Linked DNA regions of Homo sapiens: region 2 is linked to region 1. A link is a contact called in ENCODE Hi-C or POLR2A ChIA-PET data. All regions are on one chromosome and are shown on one strand. The core of a region is the stretch at or near the end of the contact, and the rest is flanking DNA. Distances in the headings are between cores, read along the strand shown. Region 1 has its middle 21 kb from the start of ARHGEF3-AS1. Region 2 holds the start of TASOR (transcription activation suppressor).

What was found. A loop is a pair of places that touch in the nucleus more often than their neighbours do. ChIA-PET counts read pairs that join two places held with the same protein, here RNA polymerase II (POLR2A). Pooled maps may share reads with other maps.
Region 2: a loop to region 1 is called in a map of OCI-LY7, with 6 times the contacts of the local background. The contact joins the promoter of TASOR here to the enhancer-like site in region 1. A Hi-C loop is called at or near these places in 6 of 168 maps with a recorded cell type or tissue (B cell, CD4-positive, alpha-beta T cell, CD8-positive, alpha-beta T cell and 3 more), 33 of 37 single-sample maps with no recorded cell type and 14 of 50 pooled maps. POLR2A ChIA-PET finds 5 or more read pairs at or near these places in 16 of 52 experiments (CD4-positive, alpha-beta T cell, CD4-positive, alpha-beta memory T cell, CD8-positive, alpha-beta T cell and 12 more).

The regions. Positions count from the first base shown.
Region 1 is chr3:56,917,897-56,921,081 of GRCh38, reverse strand. It overlaps a transcript of ARHGEF3 not described here. Among named protein-coding and RNA genes, the nearest start is that of ARHGEF3-AS1, 21 kb to the left of the region's middle. Within about 2 kb of position 1,786, at least 3 of the 41 ENCODE cell types and tissues checked have a DNase peak (open chromatin) inside an H3K27ac peak, as active enhancers do; they include CD4-positive, alpha-beta T cell, CD8-positive, alpha-beta T cell and OCI-LY7, where a contact is called at or near this core.
Region 2 is chr3:56,681,418-56,684,835 of GRCh38, reverse strand. TASOR (transcription activation suppressor) reads left to right here and starts at 1,571. Exons shown (of 24, transcript NM_001365635.2): 1 at 1,571-2,160. The coding sequence starts at 1,830. RefSeq lists a silencer at 1,439-1,738 and enhancers at 1,879-2,048, 2,469-2,588, 1,796-2,740.

The sequences.
Region 1 (3,185 bases), core at 537-3,036:
TGAGTTTTTTTTTTTTTTTTTTTTTTTGAGATGGAGTCTCGCTCTGTCACCCAGGCTGGAGTGCAGTGGTGCAATCTCGGCTCACTGCAAGCTCCGCCTCCCAGGTTCACATCATTCTCCTGCCTCAGCCTCCTGAGTAGCTGGGACTACAGGTGCCCGCCACCACGCCTGGCTAATTTTTTTTTGTATTTTTAGTAGAGACAGGGTTTCACCACGTTAGCCAGGATGATCTTGATCTCCTGACCTCGTGATCTGCCCGCCTCGGCCTCCCAAAGTGCTGGGATTACAGGCATGAGCCATCGTGCCCGGCCTTGGCCATGAGATTTTTTTACTACCTATTTTTAAATTCAGTTTGTGGAATTTTAAAATTTGAAGTATCAAATGGGGTATGTTTAAAGACCTTGAAATTCCCTTTCCAACTGTAAGATTTTGTGACATTTCTGGCTTGTTAAGTACAAATAAGAAAGACATTAAGGAACCAGGATAAAGTTCAAATGGAAAGAATCATCGTTGCTTGCCAACTTTTAATGAAGAAGTAATTCTGCTAAAATCTAAATATTTTATTTTATGTAAATGAAATTCTCACAACCCTGACGAGTATGTTCCTTATAATATCTTTGGTAAGGAAATTGCTTGGAACTTCTCAACAGAAAATACCCTCAGATATATCGAACAAGAACACAGGAAACATGGTTCTGGTTCTAGTGATACCATGACACTTTTGGTGACACCTTAGTTAGGTCCCAGTTTTGGTGCTAATCTCTTTAGAGCCCAACAAGAGGGGTTGTTACCAGTTTGGTTATTTAACCAGCTGTGGGAAAACAGGGTTCATCTTTGCATCGTAGGCACCCTATAGGTAGTTTCCTGTGTATAAATATATGATTCAACTCTATATACTGAAAGAAAAATACCATACCCTGAAAACCTATGCCCCCAGAATTTTGTAGGTTTTTTTCCCCCTTTTAACATTTCTCTCCAATCTATGTAGAATTTATGTTGGATGAGTATGAAGAAGGGCTTTAAAATGAGGCTTTTCATTCCAAGAGGCAAGTGAATTGTCCCATTGTTAGCGATCCTTCTCTAGTGGTTTGTGCTCTAATATGTCAGATTCTTGAATATCCCAGAGCAGGTTTCTCGCTGTGTCTTCTGAGGGCTGTATGCTTGTAGCAGGAGCTCTGAAGTAAGCTTGCTAGGCCCCACTCCTGACCAACCTCACCACCTCTAGGCCACGTGCCATGGGTAGGCGTACACCACCTTTTTGAGTCTCAGTTTTTTTAAATCTGCAAAAAGAAAGATAATAATAAGGCCTACTTTGGGACTGTTGTGAGGATCACGTGGGAAAATACATGGTAAGTGCTCATATTAAAACATAAAAAATCCTTAGTCGCTGTGGTTTCAGTAATTGTGGCTGTATGATATGTTAATATCCACACACAGGTGCACTTTCATCATGAGTTATCAACATTGGCAGAGGTAAGAGGAATGGACAATGAGAAGTGACATTTCAAGTGTATCTTTCGTATTTGCTAAATGTCCACAGGGCAGGTGGCTAAATGAGTTAATTTCCTTCCATACCATAGCATGCTCTGCAGTAAGAGGTCAAAAATGTGCGTGACAGGGAAAGATGCCCTGGATGTTAAATGAAAAAAGAAGCAAGTGGTAGAACAATGTTATCATTCTATTTTTGAAAAAAATAAGATGTTACACCCAGCAACTCGTGTTTTTAGACAGAAGGAAATGTCTGGAAGGATTACCACCAGAGGGTGCAAACTGGTGGCCCCTGGGCCAAATGTAGCCAGCAACTGTGTTATGTGGCCCATACAGTACTTCTTATGGTGATGAATAGTTGCCAGCATTTACAAATTGAGAGATTTTACATAAAACCCTGAATTTCAGGCTTCTATTGAAAAAATTAGAATGTCTGCTCACCCTGGATGATTAACCCCTTAGGAACCCGAAAAGCTGGAACTGACCTAAGACAAAAACTCTCAGTGGTGCCCCAGTGCCCACCTGGCCTTTTCTTTCAGGTACCTGACCCCTGCTCCTAAATCCTTTTGGGTTTATGAACCTCTGTCTACGTCTGGCTTTTTAACACCAGTGCATCCAGCAAATGGGATCGGGATAGAAAAAAAAGTAGGGCCTTTGGGAAGACTCACTTTTTACTTTATATACTTCTTTGTGGTTTGAATGTGTATACTTCTGTGTGGTTCGAATGTGTGACAGTGATGCTATGTTACTATTAAAATGTAAAAACCAATACATAAACATGTTTGAATACTTAGTAGTATCCTAGATGCCATAGAGAAGACTCCTGTTCCTTTTGATATCCCATTATAAAGCTCAAAATGAACGTGGACCTTGCGGATCAGAGCCTCTTACTATTGAAATTCTCCTCTTGAAGTGCCTTCTTCATGGACCCATTTCAATCCGGGAGTTCTTGCTTCTGGTCAGAGCAAGGGCATCAGAGGAGACGGCCGTGCCCTGTTTTTGCTTCCTTTTTGCAGGCTTGCATCCCTTTCCCCTGCCAGGGCATCTGTTGGCCCTCTCTCTGCCCCTCCCTGCTCCACTGCTACCTGCCCTGGAGCCCCTCAAGTTTCACCTCTTGCACGAAGTGCTGCAGCCCACGGGTTTCAGTTCTTCTTTCCCATTCAGTCAGCAGCCGGAAGTTAGGTTGAATCATTCTAGGATTTGTTCATGTGAATGTTTCCTTCCTCCTCTCCAAAGAAATAAAACGTACAATGCCCTGGTCGTCTCACATTTCCAGTGAATCCTTACTGGGGTGAGGCTGGCCTTGGCTGCTGGGACTCCTTGAAGTGGCTTGTCAGAAAATACTCCAAGAGAGGAATGGCTGGGTGATGGAGCCTCCCGCATTTCCCAGGGCACTGTCTTTCTTCATCGGCTGAATTGTCCCCAAAGCTAGCTAATCTCAAGTTGTTTACAGGCTTGTTCAAATTTAGGACCCTTCCTGTGTAGGAGGCTGGAACAAGACGCCTTAGGAATACCTGCCCTTACCCCTCCACCAGCCACCACTTAACCAGCTTGCTTTGTGGGGAGTCAGGCTTTAGGAAATAGGGAATCCCAAGGACAATCTGAAACCCACCTCTCAGTGGACACTGTCATTTGATCTGACACTCATTACCGAGTGCTTCCAGGTGCTAGCTCCATGGTGACCCAGATGCTTGCCT
Region 2 (3,418 bases), core at 322-2,821, 240 kb after region 1:
TTTTTAAACTATTTACTAATAATGGATTTACACTCTCTTTCGTATGATTTACTAAATTGTTTCGAATAGGTTGGGCAATTCATGATTTTTTTTTAATATCAGCTGTTAAACAGTGGTAATGTTTATTAGAGGACAAAAGAATCCAACTTTCGTGTTGCCCTTAGGAATGCTCTTTAAGCCTGGGGCTTTATTATGATGATAATTTGGTCTGTAAACTCCTTGGGAGACAGTTTGAGACTAGAGATCTGGGTCTCAAACCTGATCCTGCTGCTTGGCGACCCTCAACAAAATGTCAGCCCTCTGTTGCTTCGTCCATAAAATGAATAAAAGTGCACAGCTGCTGTGAAAATTAGGTCTTAGAGAAGCAGTCAGTGCAGTGCTTAAGTACTTACTCGGAGAGTTAAATAGACCCGGTTTCAAATCTTCGGTTACCATAATTTGTCCAGTGTCTTGCAACGCTTCTTTCAAATTCTGCAAACTAGTATCTACCTCATGTCTGTTGCTGTGAGGATTAAATGGAGACAATGCACGTAAATCACTTGTCCAGTCCGTGTCTAGCACGTAGAAAGCACTCAGTAAATATTGGCTGTACTCACGATAACCCGTGATAGTTTATACTGATAAGGTAGAAACCACTATGTAAAGGGCTCTTAACTATGAAGTTGTTCCCTTTATGGGAGAGCGACGACCTGCTGTGTATTTTTTAATGTGACCGCAAGTTTATTTTTTCTTTAATATACATTTACTATAGGAAAACGTTGATGAACGTTCCAGTGGAAGAAACAGTGGAGTTAGAGGTTTATCAGTGGCCAGATTTTTAACAGAAGTAACCATAGAAAGGGAACAAATGGAGGCCAGGTGCGGTCTCCATGGCGTGTGGTGGGGGGGGGTGCGACTAAAGGAAAAAAATGGGAAAAGTTAACAGCCTCCTCCCCTCAAACTCCCCAGAACCAAATCCTGTTAACACTAGGTTGTTAAGTCCCATCAGAGGATCTCAGGTGAAAGTGCTTGCTGGAGCTGTGACACTGGGTCACACTCTCTGAGATAAAAGAGAAGGCCGGGTGCGAGTAATCTATCATAAAGATACAAGATCCGGTGAGAATAGCAGGTCGCAAAGGCTGTCGAGGCTTTTAGGCTATTACCGCCTAGCCCATTCTTTTATCTCCTCTCCAGGTTTTTGTACACATGCAAATAGTTCATAAAACCGAGATCGTCCCGCATCCACTGCTCTGAAGCCCGTTTGGGCCGAGATAACTCGTGCGCAGAGGAAGGGTTTTGCCCACAAATGGGCGACGCCTGCGCTCCGGAGAAGAGGCCAAGCTAGTCTCCCTCGCCTGCAGCGCGGCGGGGGAATCCCCGGGAACCCGAAGATCGCCAGGGGCCCACGCATTCCGCAGGCCACGGCTGCGGCGTCGAGGTCCTCGCGGGGCGTTGCGGTCGCCCCTTTTGGCGGGCTCGGGCGCCCCGAAACTCCGCCCCCCGGCGCGGTATTTCCGCACTCGCGCAGGCGGGTGCCGCGCTCCCATTGGTGGAGTGGCCCGCGGTGGCCCCGCCCCCTCCCGGCCCCGACGCGCGCACGTTGAGTGGCGGGGGAAGGCAGAAGAACTGCCCGAGGGAGGAGCGGCTCCGAGGACCGGGCAGCGCATTTGGGGTGCCCGCTACAGGGCCCCCCAAGAGGCTGCCAGGTCGGGAGCGCAGCCTGAGGCCACGGGGGGAAGGGGGTGGGTGGGCTGAGAGCAGCTCGGCGGCGAGACTGGCCCGCCGCCCCTTCCCCCCACACCCGTCGACCTTGTGGGCAGAAGCTTCCCAGAGCTCCTTAGGCCGGCGCGATGGCGACTGCTGTGGAGACGGAGGCCTGTCAGCCGACGGATGCGAGTTGGGAAAGTGGCGGCGGCGGAGACGACGAGATGAAGCAGGCGCTTCCGGAGCTTGAGTCCTCCCAACAAAATGGCGGCGGCGGCGGCCTCAACATCGCTGAGCCCAGCGGCGGCGCTGGGCGTGAGGAGAACGCGGGGGCCGAGGCCGCCCAGAGCCTCAGCCACGAGCAGCCTCAGGACTCCTCTGAGGCGGGCGCGGCCGCCCTGCCCAGAGGCCCCGAAGAGCCCGAAAGGCCTGTTAGGAGGAGTTTTCAGATCCCCAGGAAGAGCAGAGAAAAGAAAGGTGGTGCCTCCCCTTCTTCTCAACCCCCTCTCTCTCTCCCCTCCATCTTTTCATTAGAATCTTTCTATCTCCTCTTCCCACACCCATCCGAGATACGTAAACACGCATGCAGCGCCGGCCGCCTCTCCCCTCACCGCCACGGCCGCCCAGCTGCCGCGTTTGGTGCGAGAGAAAGCGGTGGAACCACGCTCCCCTGCTGCCCCTCCCCGCGGAAGTTGGAAGTAGCTCAGGTTTGAAGCTTGTCCGTAAGGCTGCAGCTCCCAGAGAGGAAAGATGGTGCTCGGCGCCCCTCCCTCCCAGCCCCTGAAAGCAGAGAAGCCGTTGTGTCCTCCTAAGGATGCTTCTGAGAAGTCTCGCTATGGAAATAGCCCGTGGCCATGGATTCTGGGGCTTTCTCCAAGGCCATTGCCAATGTTCTGAGGACCATGAGTGCTTCTCCCCGTGGAAATTCTTCAGTTCTGTGTGTCTACTTGAAATGTGCTTGATGTCAGCGTCCTCCCTTATTTAGAAATCTCTATTAGTAGATGTGATCCATGCACACTGCTGTTTTCCATCACACTTCATTTCCATGTAGATTTTTCCCCCTTGTTTTTGAAGCGTTAGATTAAATAGGTTTTTCTCTCTTTAAATTCGAACTTAGTATTGTTTTTCTTATATTTGAAAAGAATGGAAAGGTAGGTTCTTGGAGCAGTAATTTCCCAATGGAAAAAAACTAATGAGAAGTTACCTTATTCTCAAGAGTCACCAACTTGGTCTTCTAGATGGTAGAACTTCAGGTTAAAAAAAAGTCCAGTCTTAGTTTTTGGAACCCATATGGAAACAGTTACATTAATTACTTGTACTTTTAAAAAATCTTAATGCCATATTGTTAATATGGAGTCAGAATTCCTAATGGAGGTCAAAATTAGTATCGTTTTTTGTTATTGGGGTATTATTTTTTAACTATCCAGTAAATTTTGGATATTCTGAATTTAGACAACTTCCTTTTTGCCCTACTGTATGGTTAGGTTTTCATTATTTACTTTGGAAAAAAATAGGATTTGTTTTTTTCCCGTATCTTTTCCATCCATCTGGTACAGAGTCTTGGCTGTAGCATTATACTGACTTTCCATAAGCATCACCAGTTCCATTTGCACTACTGGAATTGTTTGAGCCTTTTATTGGAAAAATACAAATAAAGTTCATTTGTTTGGATGGCAAAGCCAAGAAAATACTTGGTGTGAGAAACCATGTTGACAAAGATGAAGTTAACCTTTGG